Regions from separate parts of the Mus musculus genome. Here region 1 is linked to region 2. Evidence: chromatin loops called from intact Hi-C (ENCODE). Cell type or tissue: gastrocnemius. All regions are shown on one strand. Links, peaks and the distances in the headings refer to the core of each region. The heading gives the core; the rest is flanking DNA. Region 1 overlaps Ranbp3 (RAN binding protein 3). Region 2 holds the start of Nrtn (neurturin).

Region 1 (11,196 bases), core at 1,048-9,047, 65 kb before region 2:
CAAATCCTCAGAAAAGATAATGCTAAGGCTGGGCATGGTAATACATACCCTTTAATTCCAGCATCAGGAGGCAGAGGCTGGTGGATCTCTGTGAGTTCAAGGCTAGTCGGGGGTGAAACTCCAGTGTGTGCAGAAGGACTGCAAGATTGGGCCAGCCTGGGTTACTTGGTCTATGTAGAGCAGGATGTACTAGACAGTAGTGCAGGATTGGAAGAGAGCAAGTAGCTCGGTTGCCAGCCAGTAGCTTTCACTTCCACAACAGGTGCATCAGCAGCTGTGCAGTGGTGAGGGCCAGTTCTCTGTGTAGCCCAAGGTGACAGGTTGCAACCTCCTGCTGTTGCCTGACTAGGGAATCTACCCACTCCTGTTTATTGTTGTTTGTTCCTGTCATTATTCCTTTTTTTAAAAAAATGTATATGAGTACACTGTAGCTGTACTGATGGTTGTGAGCCTTCATCTGGTTGTTGGGAGTTGAATTTAGGACCTCTGTTCACTCAGTCGGCCCCGCTCGCTCAGTCCCTGCTTGCTCTGGCCTAAAGATTTATTTTATTATACATAGGTACCCTGTGGTTGTCTTCAGACACACCAGAAGAGGGCGTCAGATCTCATTATAGGTGGTTGTGAGCCTCCATGTGGTTGCTGGGACTTGAACTCAGGACCTTTGGAAGAGCAGTCAGTGCTCTTACCCGCTAAGCCATCTCACCAGCCCCGGCTTTGGTTTTTAATGCTGGGACCAGTGGCTTGTGTGCTGGCCTAGCATCCTAGCACCAAAGCATGTCTCCAGTCTAAGTAAGCTTTTGTTACTTGCTTACTTAATAGTTCCTAGTGATTATTTTTGTTTAGAGACAGGGCCTCACTGTGAAGTCCTGGCTGACCTATAACTTGCTGTGTAGAGCCTGCTGTCCTGAACTCTGTTTCTGAGATCTGCCAACTTATGATTCTGCCTCCCAAGTGCTGGGATTAAAGGTGTGTACAACCATGCCTAGTTTATTTAGTAATCTTTTAAAGATTTATTTATTTTATGTATATTTGAGTATGATGTAGCTGTCTTCAGACACACCCGAAGAGGGCATCATATTCCATTACACATGGGTGTGAACCACCGTGTGGTTGGTTGTTGGGAATTAACTTAGGACTTATGGAAGAACAGTAAGTGCTCTTAAACACTGAGCTATCTCTCCAGCCCCTTACTTATTAATTTTTGAGTTAGAAATCTCATGCTTGGAGTTAGAGAGTCTCATAGCCAGGCAGTGGTGGTGCACACTTTTAATCCCAACACTGGAGAGGCAGAAGCAGGTGGATCTCTGAATTTGAGGCCAGTCTTATCTACAGTGATTTCCAGGACAGTCAGGGCTACACAGAGAAACCCTGTCTTGGGGGGGGGAAAAAAAAACCAACAACAAAAACAGTCTCATGTCTGCTGATTGAGTTAGCTGGGTGGTCATTGTTTTAGTAATTTATTTTAGGTATATGGGTGTTTTGCCTGCACATAGGTTTGCACCCTGTGCTTGACTGGTGTTGAAGCAGATCAGAAGAGGGTGTTGAGTCCTTTAGAACTAGAATTTCAGACAGTGGTGAGCTGCCATGTAGGTACTGAGAATCCAACCCCTGTCTTCTAGAATACCCAGTTTTCTTTGAGTCATCTTTCTAGCCTTTTGGTCATATTTTTGTTTGTTTGTTTGGTTTTTTGTTTGTTTTTTTTGTTTTTCGAGACAGGGTTTCTCTGTGTAGCCCTGGCTGTCCTGGAATTCACTTTGTAGATCAGGCTGGCCTCGAACTCAGAAATCCTCCTGCCTCTGCCTCCCGAGTGCTGGGATTAAAGGAGGGGGCCACCACGCCCAGCTCATAATTTTTAAGACAGAGTCTTTTATGGCTCAAGATGTCCATGAGCTCATTGTGTATCCCAGGCTAGCCTTGACCTCCTGAGTCTCCTGCCTTTACCTCCTAAGTGGGAAGCTGGCATGGGGACTAAGGGTGGAACCCAGGACCTTCCTTCTACATGTGAGGCAAGTGCTCTACAATGGAGCCACAGACCAGATTATTTTGTTTTATTTTATTTTGAGATAGTCTTGATTTGTAGCCCAGGCTGGGATTCACATACCATCTCCTCCTCCTCCTCTTTGTTTTTTTTAGCTTTTTGAGACAGGGTTTCTCTGTGTAGTCCTGGCTGCCCTGGAACCCACTCTGTAGACCAGGCTAGCCTCAAATTCAGAAATCCACCTGCCTCTGCCTCCCAAGTGCTGGGAGTAAAGGCGTGCTAGTGCTACTACTGTTCAGCTGAATTCACACTTCTAAGTGCTGGGGTGACAGGTATGTACCCCCATGGACTCTAGACTTTAGACACCTGAATACTGGTGGCTAGATTGGCAGCACAGGGTCCTCTTACCCTCTCTATCCTCATGTCCTAGGAATGTTCTCTGTATGGTGTGGGTATGAGGCCATCGCTCTGTGTACCTGTGAGGTAGCTGCTTCTCCTCTGTGCTTGCTGTATTTTGTCAGTGACAGAACACAGCTGTCAGTCTCCCCTCAGCAGTAGTTCTCAGAAGTCAGTGCTGCTCAGCCCCATCACTGACTTTGGACATCTGGTCCTCCCTGGGCAAGTGACAAGCTGTCCCCTGCATCTGTGCCCATTGTTCATATGGCATCTGGACCATTTGGCTTTTTAGTGTGGTTGTCCCTGGGGACGACAGGGCCAGCATTGGGTAGCAGGCTGGCATTGCTGTAGTCCAGTAATGGAAGACAGAGGTAGAGCGCCCTTCTTCCTTGTCTTTCTTTTTGGCCCCTGAGAGCCCACTATATACCCTCCATGTGATTCTAGTCAGCTGATTCTGGCTGTTGCTCCCAGCAAGGGGTTAAATTTTACTCTTATGGGTAGCAGTAGGGGCTGGTGGTGACCACTGTGACCTAGGAAGCTGATAGTGTTCTTTGATACTGAGACCTAGGCAAGAAGTGGCTTGTATAGAAGCTTTGTAAGCTCTTTTCACTCCGCTGGGCTAGGGTCTCACTACATAGCCTAGGCTGGCCTGGATCTCGAGGTCCTCCTGCCTCTGCCTCCTTAGTGCTGGGATCGCAGGCTTGTTCCACTACAGCCGGCCTTGAAGGAGCTTTGATGGAGCCGTTTCTTTCCACAGGGCTCTGCGTTTGTTGTATTTTCTTTTGATGGGGGTCATGTTTCAAAGTAGCACCCATGCCACGTCTGGTGACACAGCCCTGCGTCCCAGCCACCCGGGAGGCTGAGACAAGAGGGCCCCTGGATCACAGGACTCAAGGTGACATGGGCATCAAGACTCAAATCACAGCATAGCCCTGTGGGCAAGTCACACCCTTGAGACGTTTCCTTCCTTTCTGGCGGACAGCCACAGCCATTTTAGTTATGGGCTGAGAACAACTGGTGGACAGTGCCATGGGGTTTGGGGCCCTGGACCAGTGTGGCAGGACATCACCTCTGAGAAAGAGTTGGGGCCACAGGTGCTTGGCCTAGAGGCCCTTAGAGCCCCCAGGTCTACCGCAAAGGCTGCTGGATGTTAGCTTTTGCATCCTTTGTCCTTTTCCAAATAAGCCCGCACCCAGGGTGTGTGAGGTGAGCCTGGGAAAACCAGAGGCCAAAAATCTGTGGGTGTCTTGGCTCTTCTGTCACTGATGTGTCCACTGACAGCACTTTAGAATCTGGCTGGAGTGGCTGAGAGCAGTAGAGCACCATTGTTCTGAAAAGGAAGCTTAGACCCTACTTGCCCAAGAGCCCGATACAGAAAGGCAGAGGTAGGGACAGGGCCCCTCCCCTTCTCCAGTGGCCTGTCTTGTCCCCAGGGGCCACACCACATACAGCCCCTGACACTTATCCCTCACCCTTCCCTACAATGTGGCCTTTTGTGTACATTGAAGGAAAATTGTCTTTTTTGCCCCCCAGTCCTCCACAGAGCACAGAGACTTGCCGGAGTCGGGAGAGGAGCCTCGGGGGGAGGCCGAGGCGCCCTGCCCTGATACAGGGTACCCCGAATCCATTGGGGAGCATGCCTTAGACCCTTCCGCCCCTGCTAGCGCTTCCACCAGCTCTCTTCCACCCCCTGCTCCTGCAGCCCAGCCTCCTTGTGTGCGAGAACTGGCAGGGGTAAGTGCCCACAGCCCACCCTGCACTCCATTCCCTGGCCTAAGTCCCTGTCTCTTCAACCCCAAGACCACCTGAGGCATCTGGGAGGGGGCAGCAAGGACTTACTTAGCTCACTTTAGTTATGCAACTGACCAGACAGAGCGACCAAGCCCCTTACTGTCCCTACCCAGTGAGTGATGGGGTCTGCTTCCTGGGAGATGGGAGGGGCCTCAAGAGGAACTGGGCAGCACTGCCTTCCAGGCCCTTCCTGGCCTCACCGGCTTCCTCCCACTTCTCTCCTTCTGAATCTGAGTGGCAAAGTTTAGGGTCTTAGGAATCCAGGGCTCTGGAGACTCTGAGCTTGGGCTGCAGTGAAGCAGGAAGAGGGGAAGCACCTGTCCATCTCTAGCACAGGCAGAAGGCATGAGTGAGTAAATTACACCTCAGTGGCAGGGAATGTCTCTGCTTTACTGCTAGATCAGTGAGGGCTACAGAGGTGGGTGCTCAGTGAATTCAGAACATTTGCTGTGAAACCAGGAGGACCTGAATTCAAGTTCCCAGCACCTAACCTACATAAAGAGCCAGACATGGTATGTGTTGATAGCACAGCCAGGCTCTGCCTGCATCCTCTAGACTTGAGTGGTCCCTCCCTGCACACCAGCCCCAGTTCCCAACACTGCGTCATGCTAGGAGAAGCTCTGCCCAGGGTGAGGCTGGGGTCCTGCCCTGTCATTTGGGGATTCAGGCTTTGAGGGGAAAGAAGCAAGATTTTTATGGTGTGCCAGGGCCTGTGGGAGATTCCTCCTCTGTACTGCAGAAGAGTGGGTGACAGCAGAAGCCACATGAATCAGGGTGCTCTGTTTTTGCTCTGGACAGAGAATCCTTGTTAACTGTATCCAGATGCCTCTTGCCTCTGTGCAGATGCTCTAGCTGAGAGAATAGCCTGGTTGAGTGCAAGGCTCTGCAGGTGTTGGCTTCTAAGCTGAGCCACACGGCAAGTTCATGCTAGAGCTCTCATGACAGTAGCTGCCCTCCAGAGCCAGTGTCCTGTGTGGCAAACTGGGCCCATAAAGCCCAGTGTCTTGATTCTCATCGGCTGTAAGCCTGAGCAATATAGCCCCCAGATCAGCCAGGGCAAGGGGCCTCCAGATAAGGGGAGCTGGAGATCATCTCTACCCCCTGCTTCACAGTGGCTAGAGCAGCACTGTCATGCCACTTGGTGACAGCGCTGAGCCACCAGGCCAGCGTAGGGCTCTCAGTGGGGAAGCTGGGCTGTCTGCCAAAATTAGTCTTGTGGCTGGCGCGTTGCATAGATGTACTATAATTTGGGTGAATTGGGCTGTAAATCAAGTTGGGTGGAATCTGATCCTGGGGACACCAGGCTGAGCTCACCAGTCCCTGTGCTGCAGAGTGGGCTTTTATCTTGCTGTGCCCTAAGTCTTAGTTTAGAGAACCACGTGGCTGCCCAGTAAGCTCCTTCATCACCCCAGTCTGTCTGTACTCTGTGCCACTCTTCCAGGGTATATAGGGTGAACATCTGTGATGTGCGGTTGCCCACCAAGAGCCTGTGAGCAGCCTGCTGTCCTGGAGGTTGTGGATAGACCATGCTGTGCAGCACCGTGCATGCACCTGAGCCCCTGCATTGCCCACAGCCTTTGGGGTGATGCCAGCCTTGAGGGTGAATTTTTGTGTTCTTGAGGGTGGCATCTCTTTCTATATATATTTACTTAAATGTATGTAATTAATAAAATGTATATATAACTTTTAGTTGTGTGTACATGTGTGGGAGATGTGCATGTCAGTCTGTGGCCAGGCAGGCCAGAGGCCAGATGTTCCTGGAACTGAGGGTACAGGTGGTTGTGAGTAGCATCATATAGGGGCTCTATCCTGTAGAATGTAGAAGAGCAGCGAGTGCTCTTGACCACTAAACCAGCCCTCAGGGTGTCCTCTTTGATTGTCATTTGACCACCTCATAGTACACAGAAGGTACCTGTGTGTGTGCTTCTCTTCCCAGCACTTATGCTAAGATCAGCTAGGTTCATAGTTTGTTTTAGGATTTTTCTGAGACAGGGTCTTATGTAGGTCAGGCTGGCTTTGAAATCCTGATCTTGCTTCCACCTCCGACATCTGTGGTTCTTGTGCTCTTGCTGGCAAAACTGAGCCAGTCTGAAGCTATGGGTAAGGATCACTCTGTGAGCCTCCTCCATCTATCCAAGGATCTGTTGCAATGCTGGCCTGGACTTTTCTTCTTGGATCCCTGGTTAGTGAGGTGGACACCTCAGGCAACCTGTGTCTCTCGGTGTGTCATCCTGGAGCCTTTGTCCTGGAAGCAGTGGGACTGCTTCTTCTCCTGAGATACTTTGGTTCCCACGTGCATTCTCGGTGATATCCCACATGGATCCTAAGAACCTGCTCCCTTGATGAAGCTGATCAGCAACAAGGTGGCCATAACATGTGAGGCTGTCTGGAGCTGTGTTGATGTAGCCAAGGGGCCAAGGTGATAGGAATTCTTACACAACAAACCTCCTTCTGCCTTTGGTGATGCCAGAGCCACTGGGCACCTCAGAAGCAGCAGCCTCCTTCCACTCAGTCCTCCCTGAAGATTCACGACAGATGATTGTTTCCTCCAGGACAGCCTTGTGTGGGTGTCTCCTCAGGCTGGTGGCCCCTTCATGGTCCTGTGGGTAGCCTCTTAGAGGGCTGGTAGTCCCAAGGCTAGACCAAGGAGCACCTGAGCCTTGTGGGGCAGCTTTGGATCAGATGTGACCCCAAGTGCTGCAGAGTCTCTGAGCCCTGGGCTCAGGACCCTTTTCCTGATGTCCTTTGCAACCTCCAAGAAATTTGATATCATGTGGAAGGCAGAGCCTGGGTTTGTCCCAGTGACAAGGTCTCCGGGTGGGAATGGGAACCTGTCTGGGGACCATCAGTGTTCCTGCTCTGTGAATGAGAGAACAGTTCCAGGAAGGAGAGTGATGGGCTTGCTTCTCTTGGCACGGACCCAAGCTGTGAGCTTGTACTGAGGAGAGTGCCTAGGTCAGGGTGCTAATCTGTTAGAGATTTACTGTGTGTCATTGTGTTCACCCTCTCTGGGCTCACTGCTGCAGGCTCCAGCCCACTATCTGGTTGCAGTTCCTGAGCTGAGCCAGTGTTTACATTGTTATAGGATTATAAGCAAAAGTGAGGAGATGGGACCTGTGAGCCAAAGTGCTGGCTTTATGGCCATTTATGGGAAAAATGGGTCCGGGTCTACAGCAGGAGGGTCTCTGCTAGTGTTCTTTGGGTTTTTTGATTGCATGGGATCTTGGCAGCTTCTTGAAGGCAGTATCCCCAACTTGGTTCAGCTTGAGCTCGAAGCACTTTAGGATTCTAGGGAAATGAGCTCTTGTGCCTTCCTAAGTTGCCAGCGTCCACCAGGGGTGTGGGTTTACCTACCGTTGGCCTTTGCTTCTGGCTTTGGGGTCTGAAGGATAACACAGTACTAAGTGTGGACACAAGCTCCTGATCTCAGCTGGCAACTCATCACCTGAATACCAGGCTGGAACTGGAGGGCCATGGAACCTCTTTCTAGTTGAAGAAGGGTCCCGGCAGCCTGGCACAATCTCTGAACATTTTGGCCCAGACATCAGAACTTGTTTGTATTGGAACTGACAACCTAGAAGCAGGCGTGCATATGTGCTATAGAATGCTCTAGGGTGAGCATGGGAGCCAGGATGCCCTTGTCCCCAGACGTCCACACTGGTGTAGGCGTTGCTGAGGGCCATGCTAATTCCCTAGGCAGGCCATGGATCATTGGACCTGACCTATGTAGGGCCATCCTTAGCCCCTGGCAGGGCACAGGGGAGTTGGGGACACAGGTTTGGAGCACTTGGGGCCTCTCACCGCTTCTGTGTTCTCATTGCAGAGATCTGCTGGCAGCTCCAGTCCCGAAGCCGGAGAAGGTAAGGAAGTCTCTAGAACATGAGCCAAATCCTGGAAGCAAACTTGAACACTCTCTGACTCCACCCTCTCTGTGTCTAGATTCTGACCATGAGGATGGAAACTACTGCCCCCCTGTCAAGCGTGAGCGGACATCCTCTCTAACTCACTCAGGTAAGCAACATCCTCCAGAGCCAGGTAGTGCCAGCCCCAAGGGTGTGATACCTGAGGCCCCACCTAGGCTAAGGAAAGCTGACACGTTTGCCATAAGGGGAAGTTGGGAGGTTCCCTGTCAAGCCCTGTGGGTACATCACCTGTGAATCTAGCTGTCTTTGCAAGGACATGGTGTTGGTGTGGACTGGACGGGATAGTATTCTCACCCACTAGGTACCATGTACATGCCCATGCCCAGCGGGAGAGCATTCGTTCATCTGTGCTCCCAGCTCAGACATTGTTGGTAGTCAGACTGAGGGGCACCATACACGTGGATGCCAGCCTCCAGGCTTCAACCAGTGCAGGAGTGGGGCTGGATCTAGGCTGAGAGAGTCTGGGGATGCTCATTTGGAGGCAGGCAAAGTCCAGCAGCTCTTTTCACACATAGGCACCCCTCAGGTTAGGAGTGATTGCTGCCTGGATGGTTAGGAGTGATTGCCCTGAAGAGCTAGACCATAGAGTGTCCTGGTCTCTGCTGGTTCTGGTTCTGGTCTTGGTAGACCATCTTGGGCAGCAGGCATCACTTCTGCTCTATGGAGGAGGTCTCCCTCCTTGTCCCACGCCTAGAGCATGGTGGTCCTGCAAAACAGGCATTGCAGTCTTTTTGACAGCTGTACACCACCTTGGTTTAAAGGCCCCATGCCAGCTTGTGGGTGTGTAGAGGTAGCACAAAGGGGATCCCCAGCCTTGTTGTCCTGCCTGCCTTTACTCTGTGAGAGTACATCTGCTTGTGTAGTGTGTTCATGTGTGTGGGAACCAGAGCAAGCCCTCAGATAGTTTCCTCGATGGTCCTGCACCCCACCCCAACCCACCCCAAACCCCGCCCCGCCCCCGCCCCGCCCCCGCCCCCAGCTTCTCTCTGTTTTGCTTTCTCGGGACAGGGTCTCTGCCTGGACTAAAAGCTCACAGTTGGGGCTAGACTCTGTGGCCAAGCAAGCTCAGGATCCATCCTCTGCATCCATTGGTTTCCTTTTCTATGTGAATACTTGGAATGTGAACTCAGGGCCTTAAGCTTGCAGAGCAGGTGCTCTCCCCACTCAGCCACCTCCCCAGCCTACTCTGATGACTTAGATTCTGCACAACTGAGTTCCTTTGAGGGCAGTCTTCAGGCCTAGGGCTGTCTTTGGGGTATCTGTAAGGGTGACTTGGTTTCTTAGGGCACAGTTTCTATCCTGTCTCTCGTTACCTTCAATGTTTGTTTTCCCAGCATGGATATGCTCCACTCTGTGTAGGAGGCTCTCTTCCTTGTTTGCCTCACTACTCTTGTCCCACCAGTGGCTCCCAGAGCCTTCCCTCCCTGCATCCTGTTCTCAGGTCTTTGAGCAGGATAGATGTGAATTCAGATCTTCCTGAGCTGATGGTTTCTGGGCTGTCACAAATCTGTGTTTGGTACTGGGATCTAAACAACCTGAAGACTGTTCCTGGTCATTTTCTGATTTGTCCCCACAGGGAAATTGCTCACCATTCCATCTCAGTCCTGGGATCTGTCTTTCTTTTCTGTTAGGGTGCAGCCTCTAGAACCAGGAGCTTGATGCTTTGCCGGCCCACAGGGTGTGAACCTGGCCTATAGAGTCAGCAGTGGTAGTGTCCTTTAGTGCCCTATCCCTTTTTCCTGACACTAAGAAGCCTGGTTTCAGCTGGATGGTGGTGGCACACACCTTTAATCCTAACACTCAGAAAGCAGAGGCAGGCAGATCTCTGAGTTTGAGACCAGCTTGCTCTATAGTGAGTTCCAGGCCAGCCAGGGCTACACAGAGAAACCCCGCCTTAAAAAAAAAGCAACAACAAAAACAGAAGCCTGGTTGCAGTCAGGTGAGGAGACACACATCTGTCATCTCAGTGCTTGGGAGGTGGAGGCAGGAAGATCAGGAGTTCAGTGTCACTTTCAGCTATACATTGAGCCTGAGGAAGAAACCTGGCTCTACTTGTCATCTTCTTGCCATGCCATCCTGGCCAGCTGTGTTCTTGCCCAGTGCTCAGTCACACCAGCTACTGCTCTGGGAGCTTTGTCAGCCTCAGGCCAACTGGGCTCAGTCTCTAGTGTATTCCCAATTAAGCAGGGAGCTCCCCCTCACCTAGTCATTCCCCTTCTGCCCCATCTGTGGCATGTACCCAACCAGCCAGCTATAGGAGGGTGAAGCCTGGGTTCCCCCGGTCCTGAGCAATGTAACCTCTACTGTTAGCAAAGTGAGTCTTTACAAGACCTGAGAAGAGCCCAGGGTGTATGTCTCTATGGGTGGGGCTGGGAACAGAACTCTAAGCCTTGGCTGCCCACTTAGTGTCAACAGGGAGGCTTGCCTTCTGTCTGTCCCATGTGGTCACAGCAGTGCCCTGCTGGATTCCTGCATGCCAACACAATGGCCAGGCTCTGGGCCCCACACTGGTGCAGGTGAGTGGCTACAGTCCCTGTGGTCAGCTGTGTTGTCCTCAAGTCTTTGGGGTTTGGAGACAGGGTTTCTCTGTGGAGCCCTGGCTGTCTTAGAACTTACTTTGCAGACCAGGCTGGCTTCAAACTCACAGAGATTTACCTGCCTCTGCCTCTCAAGTGCTGGGATTAAAGGCGTGTGCCACCACCACCTGGCTTACCCTCAAGTCTTAAAAGGTTGTGTGAACAGGACCCTAAAGACCTATAACCAAGGGGTGCCTAAAGCCAGCCTTTGGGTCCTCTAGTTATACAGTTTATGAACTTGATCTCAGGTTTGAAAAGTGTGGTCCAGCATTGCCCCCCCTGAAGGCCTCTATCCCACTCCATAGCTGGCTCCAGTGGCTGCTTTGTCACTTGTCTAGGCCTTGTGTGGCTAGTGGACTTAGCTCTTTATTCCCAGGGTTTGAGTGCTGCTCTGACTAGGTGTCCTCCAAGGTGTCCCCTGGGCTTTCAAGTGTGACCAGTTTCCTATCAGAGCCCATGTGACAAGATGCTGGAGTGGCATCAGTGTGTCCAGTATCAAGCTGTCACCTACAAATAAACTTCATCCCTGTGA
Region 2 (11,196 bases), core at 1,652-9,651:
TGTTTTGTTTTTCCTTTTGAGATTTACCCCAGGCTGGTCTGAAACTCTTGTGTATCAGAGGCTGACCCTGAGCTCTGATCCTCCTTCCCTGCTTGGACCCGGGGTTCAGTCTGCAGCTCCAGCTCGCTTGGTTATTGAACACCAACTGTATACTGAGGCTTCAAGACTCTCCATTGTCCACTGTACCAGTAAACCATGTGTCTATTTGTCCTCGTCTGACATTTATTGGGCGCCGATGGTTTGCCTAAGCTCCACTCTGAATTCAACTCAAGTCCAAGTCACATGCACTACCCATGGAAGCCAGGAGTGGATGTGGGGTCCCCGGGGCAGAGTGACAGGGGCCTGTGCGCTGCGCGCGCGCGAGTACCAAACCCGTGTCCTTAGCGTCTGTGGCCCGGGAGTTAGTTGTCCTGGCATGACCGCCCTCACGCCCAAGGCCTGTGCCTTATTATCCCTCTGGGGGCAGTGCCTCAGTTTCCTCTCTGGGTTCTATGAGGAAGCATGACAGCGGAAATGCCAGTACTGGGGGTGGCACGGTCGCACCCACCCAGTGGTCTTGGACCAAGCACCCCCAGCTGAGCTCTGAACCCATGAACAATGGTCCCTCTGTCCGGGGTCACCCGACTGGTTTGTGTCTGGCACGGAAGGGGCGGGGGTATCCTAGGGGGCGTGACGTAGGTGCACAGAGGCTCCTGGAAGGGGGCCAAGGGTCACCGCATCCTGGCAAGCGTTCTGCCCAGGGTCATATTCTCCTGTTCCTCCCTCTTCCCAGCCTCAGTTTCCCCATTGCAGTTATGTCCAGCAGACCCACACGTGTATGCAGAGAAGGTGTGCGCATGCCTGGGCACCGTGGCGCTCAGCCTGGCTAGTAGCCAGGGCCTGGAATTGGGCCCTAACCGCAGCAGCCTCAAACTCCTATTCATCCTTCAAAGCTTGGTTCCTCCACTATAGGACCAGGAGAGTTGCCTTGCCCCATCTCCATGGCAACTGCTCCCCCCCCCCCCGCTGCCGTTCCCGCTGTGACTTAGTTTCCCCATCTTCAGTCAGAGCCAAAAGGTGCGGGGGAGGGGAGGGCCGAAGTTCAGTTTTCTGAACCTGTTTCTCAGCCTGCTCACTCCTTGTAACCCACAGGGTCTCCTGTAGCCCAAGTATGTAGCTGAGGGTGACCCTGCACTCCTGCCTCCACCTCCTGAGAGCTGGCGTGATATGTGCTACTGCCTGCGGTTTGGGGAGGTCATTCAATTCTAGAAAATCATGGGGGCACCAGGGGAGGAGGGACTCCCAGACCTACACTTTCCAGAGTCCGTGCTTCAGTTTTCCCACCAGTCACAGTTTTTCCCAGACAGTCTATGGATTCTTAGTGGTTCCAGATGGGGAAACTGAGGCCTCCCGGAGCCTGGGTCCTCACCTCCTTCCGAGGGCCCCACCCGCTGGCGGGACGCACATCTGGGGGCAAAGCAACAACATCTGCGGAGCACAGCTGTTTCCGATGAGCTGTGGGGGCTGTGGCCTGGGGAGGCATTTGGGGCTTGATGGGTTGAGGGGGGGAACATAGCCGCTCCCTCCCAGTCGAGAGAAGGGGCAAGACCCCCCCAGGGCTGCTACACCTCTAGAGCCCAAGCGATGCTGTACTGACCAAACTCCTGCTCATACCTCAAAGCCCCAATTCCAGTGGCCCCCTACACTTAAAGAGATTTCATCTTATTTCCATGTGTATGTCTAGGGGAGCACGCGCCGCAGCGTGCCTGTGCGGAAGTCGGAGAGCAACTGTCAGCTTAGCCACCCCGTCACCATACATTCTTCAACACAGGACAGTGGTGGCTCAAACGTCGCTCAGTAGTTGGACTTAAAATGGGGAAGGGGGTGGAGTCTCCGCGACTCTGCAGCCTCTGTTGGGAAGCCCTTTTCCTTCCCACCCTGTTACTCCCTGTTCCCTTCACCCCCTCCCCAGCCCGCGACAGGCAGAACCAGAAAGGTGGACTTTGCGCGGCAGGGCACACAGCACAGCAGCTGGTTGTGAGCAGGAGGCCCCACGCATAACCGGATCAGGCTAATGCGGGCTGAGCCGCTGGCGCGGGGCCCTGAGGGTGGCTGGGAAGAGTCACCCGCTAGAGTCCTGGCCATCTGGCTTGGAAGGGAAACTGAGGCAGGCGCCGGATGCGGCAGTAACAGGGTGGGGAGGGAGGGCACTTGCCTGTCCTCTCCTTCCTTCCCAAATTCAAAGTTTGGTCTCAGGTCCTAGATAAAGGTGTCTGTTCTCCGAGCCTCAGTTTCTCCAGGCGAGAACTGGGAGCCTATCTGAACCTCAGTTTCCCCAGCTGGGAGATGGGAGAGCATCTGGGCCTTAGTTTCCCCAGACGGGAGCTGGGAGTCTAGGCGGCCCGGCACTTTCTTTCTCTTCTTATTCTGTTTACTTATTGAACTTTTAAAGGAATTCTTTTCATTATTTTATATATACGTGTGAATGCGAGGCAAATGCAGAGGCGTTGACCACCCGAACTGGCGTCACAGGCTGCGTGGTCAACAGGGAGAGCTCTGGTATCAAGGACTTATTTGTAAGTTTGCTCTCATCTCTCTTTTGAGTCAGTGTAGCCCAGGCTGGACTCTATGTATCCAAAGCTGACTTTGAACTCCTGATGCTTCTCCCTCCAGATCCTGAGTAGCTCTGACAATGGCCAGAGGCGCCACACCTATTCCCCATTCTTCCTCTGTCATACTTCCAGAATATTCTCCCCACCACCACCACCACCACCACCACCACCACCGGGTCACCCTGACTGTCCCCAAACAAGCCAAGCACTGTCCCTTTCTTCCTCACTTACAAAACTCCTACTCATCCTGCTCAGCCCCAGTTGTAATGCCCCTCCTCCAGGAAGTCTTCCCTGAGTCTCCTGCTCCTCCAGAGTCTCCGGTCATCACCTAGTTACACGAGTTCCCACGTCCCACGTCTGTGCATGCCAGTGTGTCTGCCTCTAAGACACTGCCCACAGGCAAACATTTGTCAAAAACATCTCTAGCTTTTGTGTTGTTTTGGTTTGGTTTTTGGTTTTTGGTTTTGTTTTGGGTGCCTGGCTCAGAGTTTGTGTGATTGTTTTTTATTTAATTCTGAGAAACAGGATGGTAGCATTTCGGGACAGGATGCCCGGCTGAGGGGCTGAGGTGGGGTACCCAGCTGAGGAGGGTACCTGAGGTGATGGGGTGTAATCCGGCTGAGGGGGGTGCCTGGCTGAGAGGGACATTTCTCACTACCTGGCACAGCCAGCCCTTTGTGGTAGCATAGGGGTTTGCAGCAGGCTCAGGAGGTCCCCTATGGAAAAGCAGATGAAAGAGCAGAAGGGATGGGGGGGGGGGGTGGCCTTGGGGCTAGGGGCTGGGGTGGGACAAGCTGGTCAGGCTGGAATCTACCTGCTGCTGATATCCTGCCAGTCACACCCCATAGGGCTTCCTCAGCCCGGGGCACTGACACACAAAAAGGGTGTCCCAGACACCAGGGATGTGAAGCCCCACGAAGGCAGTGGGACAGAAACCAGTTCCCAGCACTCTCGCCCCCTCGAAGTTCCCCAGCCAGACCCAGTGAGGCAGGCAGGTGGCAACCTCAACACACACACACACACACACACACACACACACACACACACACACACACGCATCTTAGCATCCTGGGCTTTAGGATTTCTGCCTCCCTGTCCCACCTGATGTCTGCCCACTCTCTGCAGCAAACTTGGGTGGGCCTGGTGACTTCTTACCCATAAACCGAGTTATCTGGGGATAATCTGGAACAAGAACTCGGAAAGTGGGGAACACACCCCCGTTTCTAATCTGAGCTTTGCCCTTAAGGGACCCCCCCTCCACTAAAGAGCCCCACGCCCTCTTGTGGCTGAACAGCGATTCAGGAGCCCAGTGGCCCGGCCCTTACCGGGGAGGACACGGTGTCCCCAGGAACGCAGGGAACGCGCCCCTGACTGTTTACTTCTGTGCGCCGCAGGGCTGCGCGCCTGGGCCCCCTCCCAGGGTTTCCTGTGACCACGAAGTACCCCTACTCCATTCTCCCTGACCGACGGGGCGCTCACGGGGGCCCGCTGGTCCAGCAGCCTTCCACAGGCATCGAGAGTCGTAGGAGCCCAGAGCGCACCCCGTCGTGTACGGAGCCCGGCACTGACCTGGTAGGGGAAATTTGGGGACGCCCCCCGCACTGCACTCCGGGACTCTGCTTACCTGCCACGGGCTCCAGATGACCCGGTCAGTGGTGACTCCTCCGACCACCCGAGCCCGGCCCGGCCCCAGCCACTGCGTGCGCCATCCGGATCGCGGGGACCGGAGGCGACCCGGGGACCCCGTGCCGGAGGAGGCCACCGCACAGGGTGCGGGACACGGGCCGGGCCATGGGGTTCCCCCCCTGGCCTCTCTTTCTCTGTCTTCCCCGGGCTCGCCGGGCTCAGTGAACCCCGGGGTGGCGCGCGTGGGAGGCTGGAGCGCGCTCAGGACGCGGGGCCACGCGAGGAGCGCCGGGCGCGGGGCACACGGACGAAGCCACCGCGCGCTCTCCCTCCGCTCCCGCCGCGCACCTCAGGCCGGCTGGGCTCGAGGGGGCGTGGCCTTCCCGGAGGCGTGGACGTGGGCGTGGCGTAGGGTTTCCCGGGCTCGGGAACCGCCCTCGTCCTGCCCACAGCTGTAGGGGCGCTCCGGGAGAGCAGGTGGCAGGAACGTGGGAGGCCCTAAACAGCCACACTGCTCCATCGATCAGTTGGTTGATCCACTCCTCCCGGGGACTCTCCTTTATCTGAGACTTTGCGCCCCGAATCTAGTCCTCACTAACTTTGCACATTCCTGCCCCAGGTCTCCAACTCCCTATCTAGCTCCTCTAAACTACCAACCAGGGAGAATCTCTATAGCATCGCCCCTCAACCCAAATTGCTGTTCCGGCGCTCTGAAGCCATCTAAGAATCTCAAGACACACGTGACCCTCCCTCCCAACCAAAGGCCACTCTGCACTCACCCATGGTCCCCTCACAAGTCCTCCCCACCCCTAAGCCCACCCCTCTATCCTCTCCAAGAAAACCCTCCCAGGGAAACTAAGTTCAGTCTCTTAGATAACCTAGATTATGTAAAATTGAAGATCCTGTTGTCCGCGGTGAACTAATGCTTCCCACCATCCTGCCCCTCAGAGCACCATTGGGAGCGGGGGGGCGGGGGGGGGGCGGGGACGACCTCTGTTTCTCACAAATGACTTCCCTCCTAAAAGCACCCTATCTGGGACTTGATCACTCAAACCCACCACACCCTACTCTTCCTGTGATCCGCAAGCGCCCCCTAGCGGGGCCCGGTCACTCAGAGATGGGGTGGGTGGGGCGAGACCTACTGTGGCCACGCCCCTGCCACACCTGGTTGCCGAGAAACCAGGGTTGAGGCTCCTCCCTCTTTGACATCCTTTGCCAAATCTTCAGCTCCCTTGGCTGCCACCTGCCCCTGACTTAAGGTTCACTTATCCCAGAAGCCTTTTCAGTACCAGCCTCCCAAACAGCCCCACCCCTTCCCAAGGGCCTAACGCTGGTCATAGAGTGTGCTCATGTGCATGTCAGGTGCAGTTGGTAATGAGGGTTTATTTGACTCCGTGGGTCAGAACAGTAGACTCTGAAAGTCACCTGTATGTTCAGAGACCTGAGGCTGATTCCTTCCTGTGCCTGAGGCTTCCCAGGGCCCAGGGCATGGCAGGGGTGAGGTGGAGGATAGGGTCAGGGTGTTTGTGTGTGTGGGGAGATGGGACAGGGAGATGGGGCAAGGGTGTGGGTGTGGGAGATAGGGCAAAGGTGTGGCACGGGGAAAATGGGGAAGGTGGGGCGGGGTGGGGGTCTGGGGGAGACAGGTGAGGGCCTAGCATGGGGGAGACAGGTGAGGGTCTGGCATGGGGAGTCGGATAAGGGCCTGGCATATGGAGATGGGACATTCAGGATGGGTCCTTCCAACCTGTGCTTTACATGAAGGTACATCTTTCCCATCCCTGTTGTCACTCAGAGCTGGACACCTGGTGAGTGCGTGCTAGCACACACAGAGTTTGACAGCAGGACACTTAACTGTAGGCTCTGTACATACCAGAGGCAAACTGACTTTACACACAGAGGATCTCCCCTGAGGCTGGCTCCTGCACACACACTCAATTCTGCTACAGCCTGGTGCTGGATGACATACACAGACCCACACCAGGCAATACACATAATAAACAATATAGCTGTTCCCTGTCTCCTCTGTCACACCCACCACTGGTGCAAAGCCCACCCCCCCAGCATACAATATGTGCAAGAAAATCCCACAGCTCCTTCAGGCACACACATGACACACATGGGGGGCTGGTATGGGAGGCCAGGGCCTCCTTGCACACAGAGCTAGCCAGAGCCCACCCCTACTGGGCCAGCCCCCATGAAGCTGTCACCAGCCGTCCTGTGGCCACCTCTGTTCACCCGGCCCAGCTGTGACGGGGGGTGGGGCAGACAGACACATGGAGTGCAGGACACACACATGTGCCCACCATGTGGACGCTCATAAAACGGTTGTCCTGGCAACAGCAACTTGAAAGACTGGGCTCTTCCTCTGGGATAGGGGTGCAAGGGTAGAGCTGACAGCGTCAGGCGAGTCAGGAGCAAAAGGTGGGGACACAGAACTTGCACCCACCTATGACCCCATTTTTGAGTCACATGGTTTGCTACAAAGACTTACAGGGAATCTCATCAGCCTCAGATACACAAAGTGGCTGCCTTGCTCAGGGCTGGTCGTGGTCACACCAGAAATACAAGTGTCATCTATTCCAATAGCCTTCCAGATCACCCACACATTCTGCCACCCCTTGAGACAGACAGCAACTGACAGACGCCCTGTCGTGCTCTGTGAGTCACACCTCAGCTGGGAACTGGGACAGAGAGAGAGAGAGACACAGAGAGAGAGACAGAGACAGAGACAGAGAGAGACAGAGAGAGAGACAGACACAGAGACACAGAGAGACAGAGACAGAGACAGACAGACAGACAGACAGAGACAGACAGAGACAGAGAGAATCAGAATTCTTCCAGAATTCTTCATTCTTACACCAGCTAAGATGAGGCTGATCCCCAACTGGGATCTGGGATCTTGTTGGGTGAGGGATATGCTTCATGGAGACCAGCCAGTTGATGTCACCTCCCTTGGAGAAGGGTCACAGCCATCTAGGCAGCTGACCCCAGGGCTGCTGGGCTTCAGTGTTTACAGTATTTTATGTTTAGACTCTTGTCCCGGATGCAGGCTATGTAGGACTAGAGACCAGTTTCAACAACATTTGAACCTCCCACAGCATGGGAACAAATGTGGGGTAGCATCTAGTGTCCCATCAGAGCCTAGCATTGGGAAACTGAGGCTCAAAGATGCACAGACACATGCAGTCCCTTTCTTTGATCCATTTCAACCAGAATGCCGGGCCCTGTTAGAGATGGTGGCAGCCTGAGTTCAGAGCCCCCACCCACCTTGTGCTGGAATTCATTTTCCTTCTGCATCTATCTGTTCCCGCATCTCCGAGCGACACCAGCCACAGCCTGCCCTGCCACCAGCCTGTTTGGTAATCGACAGGTTGTTGTGAAACCAGAGGCTCAGAGAAGTCATGCAGCAGGCTCCAGGTCACACAGCAAGAGTCTGTGTCTTGGGTGTTGGTATTCTGTCCAGACTCCACCCTCACAGTTACCTGGCAGCAGCCAGGTATGCTCCTCCCCACAGTTGGCAACAGCCAGGTTAGGCCGGTCCACTAGAAAAGGGGCTGCTTGGCCACTCTTCCCTCTCTTACTCTCTTGTCTCTCTTAATCTTGCTTCCCGCTTACCCCCTCTCTCCCCATTCCCTTCTCCCCTCTCTCCACGTGGCCATAGCCAGTCTCCACTTCTCTACTCTCTCCTTCTCTCTGTCTTTCTCTGCCTCTTAACTCTCCTCCCCATGCCCTGAATAAACTCTATTCTATACTATACCCTCATGTGGCTGGTCTCTCAGGGGGAAGGGATGCCTTGGCATGGGCTGGTGGGGCACCCCCTTGCCCCACACCTCACCACACCCCCATAGAACATGTCTCCTTATATTTCTTTATCTTTTTATGATCACAACATTGGGGACTTTGCAGAATGTCAGGGTCCTGTCCACCCCCCCTCCACCCCCTTTCCAGAGCCAGCCTGGCCTTCCTGGAGGCCATCAGTCCCAAGGGGAAGCACTCTGTCTTTGGGTGGAGACCCAGGCCAAGGTTCTGGGAGGCTGGCGGCCTCTGGCCAAAACATGAACTTGGCTGGTGAGGAAGTTTCCATCTTAGCTTTAGGAACTGGCCCAGGTTCAGCTGTTTGAAGGATGGACCCCCCACCGCCACCACCACTGCCGAGGGAACTCCTAGTGACCAGCCCAGGGGGGTTGGAGGTGGCTGGGAACTCAGTGTGTCCTCCATCCCCCTTGGCCATCTCATATGATTGTTAACTTCCCATGCACCATGCAGCATTGTGTGTTGAGATCAAAGAGATTGCTTAGCCTCAGTTTGGCCATCTGTAAAATGGTGGTTCCAGGCCCAGCCTTGGGCACCCCCTGTAGAACAGGATTATCCTCAGAGCTCCCTTTTAGCACGGGTTGGGTTTGGGGGCTAGTTGCTATGCAGTCAAGGATGACCTTGAACTCCTGATTCTCGGGGCATGTTCCCTGTGCTGGTTCTGAGGTGCTGGGGATGGAACCAGGGCTTCAGCGCTTCCAGTGAGGGCTCCACCCTTTGAGACCAGCAAAGGCTTTGTGCTCTGTAGCCCAGGCTGGCCTGGAAATCCCCATGCTCCTGCCTCCAGGGTTTCCAATATTGGGTTCTGGGACTTTGGGGTGACTGTCACGCTTAGTTTGGGAGACGCAGAGGGGCCTCCTGCATCACTTGACACACTCTAGTGGGGGTGGGGTGTCACGGGCAAACCGAGGCCAAGAAGGGACCCTAGCAGCCCGTGGGCGGCAGGAAGGAGCGAAGCTGCAGATCTAGGCTGGGATGGTAAAAACAGGACCGGAGCTGTTCCTCTGGGAGCCATCGACAGCACGGGGTCAGAGGTGGAGGCCGGGTCCCTGCCGCCTCCGAGGTCAGGAAGGTGGGAAACGCATCAGGCGGGCCACCTGGGCAGCGGCTCCTGCGGAAGGAGCTGGGGGGCCGGGGATGGGCGGGACCTAGCTCAGTGGGCGGGGCTGCGGGGCAGGCTTGCTCGCAGGCTGTGTTGCGCACGCGCACTCTTGCGGCGCCGCCAGCTGCTGTAACGCTGAGCTCTCCGCAACCCGCTTGGCCCTGGCTGCTCTAATCCCCCTGCTCCCGACCTGCAGCCCCGAGATAAGGACCCAGCTGCAGGCATAGATAAAGGAATCTGCCACACAAATCCGGGAGGCCAGGCGTGGGCACCCAGCCCAGGACTGCACCTGCTAGACCTAAGGAGGGGGGGGAGGGGCGGCCCAGAGGTGGGGGTGGGGGTACCCAGGTGAACACAGAACTGGAGACAGAAAAGGAGGGAGCCTAGCCTGTAAAGCCAGGCCATTTGGGAAGATGAGGCAGGGGCATTGCCGTGAGTTTGGGGTTGCCTTGGAATGGAAAGCGAGTCTTTGTCACAAAAGGACAAAAATGAGAGACAGGAAAGAGAATGTCAAGTATGGTGGCAGACACACTTTGAGAGGTGGAGGAAGGAGAATCAGGGATTCAAGGTCATTTCTGGCAATAGTGAGTTGGAGACTAGTCTGTGCTACCTGAGACCTTATCTTAAAAAAATAAAAATAAAATAAAACCGTTGAGGAAGAATAGAAGAGACACACAGAGAGGAATAGGGGAGGAGGCAGCAGTGGGGCCCTTCGGTCTTCCCTGCCCCCACTTGGTGCCCAGGTCTCCAGTGCTAGCAGGGCCACAGCCACCTGCCTCCCTCACTTCCTGGTGTCAGCTGAGATCAGGCTGGAGCTGTAGTTCCAGGGGGCTATCTGGATCCCTCAGTTCAGGGAGCCACAGACTCTCCCGGAGGCACGTTGCCAGGGGACTCGGGTGTGGAAACTGGCCGAGGAGGAAAGGGGGGGGGCTCTATTTTCCGTGTTAGGTGGAATGGTGTACCTGGAGGAGACTAGGACGGAAGGCTGGTTCTCAAAAGGGTACGGAGTAGGTCATCCTTGGACGCGGAAGGACTAGGGGTGGGGTAGGAGGAGAAATGGAGGCCCAGATGCTAGTCTGTGCTCAGGGTTGGAACCGGGCCTGGCGGACAGTAAACCCTCACTAGCTGCTGAGCTCCCCGTAAGGATCCAGCACCATTGTATTCACATCACCATGAATGCTGCACCTCATGGTTAACGGTCTGTACGGTTTCACAGTTATCAACTGCCAGGCTGTCACGCCTCCTGCGGGAAGCCAGCCTGGGTTGCCTTGCACAGAAGAGGACGGAGTTGCTTTGAGGAAGGGATCTTGTTTCTGTCGTTGCCCTTTGCAGCCCTGTTTCTTCCAAGAGCGTGTCCTTATCACAACCCAATTGTAGACGCTACAAAGGAGCCTCAGCCTTAAAATGCATTGTTATTCCCATCTTGCCCAGTAGGGACGGTAGAGAGCAATGGCGCAAACAGGGTGCTATTGTGGTCTAAGGCTAATTAATCGCTTTACCTCTCTGGGCCTGTTTCCCCTTATGTTATACAACCAGCAGAGTCTAGTTCGTGCGTTGCGGGACAGCCTGGGCTACAGGGTGAGACCCCCATCTCCATGAATTAAATAAATTTAAATACTGATTGGTTTGACTTGGCTTTGGTTGAGACATGTAGCTCAGGCTGGCCTCAAACACCAGGACTGCCAGGGCTATACAGAGAAACCCTGTCTCGACCCCCTCCCCCCCCCCCAAAAAAAAAAAAACCAAAACAAAAACAAAACACTACCTCCCGATCCACCCAAGTGCTGTTCTTACATGTTTAAGCACATTTTTATTAAAATAGTAATTGCAGGATCGGAGAAGTGCCTGATGTCAGGCTCAAGGGGCTGAGTTCAATCCCGGGACCGACATGGGGATGCAGGGACCCCCGCCCCCCATTGTCATATGACCTCCACATAAGGGTGACACACAGGAGACCCACACACACACAATAGATGAGTAAATGTCACTTTCAAAGTAACGCTGGCACACACCTTTAATCCCAGCACTTGGGAGGCAGAGGCAGGAGGATTTCTGAGTTTG

Evidence for each region. Peaks named below come from ENCODE experiments on the same cell type or tissue, not always from the same donor. Only the 100,000 strongest peaks of a DNase experiment are listed, where the experiment ranks them.
Region 1: it touches region 2 in a loop (2.6-fold over the local background); 5 of 42 quality-filtered maps call a loop at or near these places.

Annotation. Positions count from the first base shown.
Region 1 is chr17:56,688,614-56,699,809 of GRCm38, forward strand. Ranbp3 (RAN binding protein 3) reads left to right here. Exons shown (of 17, transcript NM_001252466.1): 3 at 3,908-4,108; 4 at 7,989-8,025; 5 at 8,105-8,176. Among named protein-coding and RNA genes, the nearest start is that of Ranbp3, 21 kb to the left of the region's middle. In gastrocnemius, for the core only: a CTCF peak has its summit at 5,304; a DNase peak (open chromatin) is centred at 5,348; H3K27ac peaks cover 2,402 bases.
Region 2 is chr17:56,752,981-56,764,176 of GRCm38, forward strand. It overlaps Nrtn (neurturin), which reads right to left and starts at 4,568. Exons shown (of 3, transcript NM_008738.3): 1 at 4,216-4,568. In gastrocnemius, for the core only: CTCF peaks have their summits at 3,887 (motif pointing left) and 5,320 (motif pointing left); DNase peaks (open chromatin) are centred at 4,602, 5,326, 8,349 and 9,232; H3K4me3 peaks cover 2,290 bases; H3K27ac peaks cover 2,100 bases.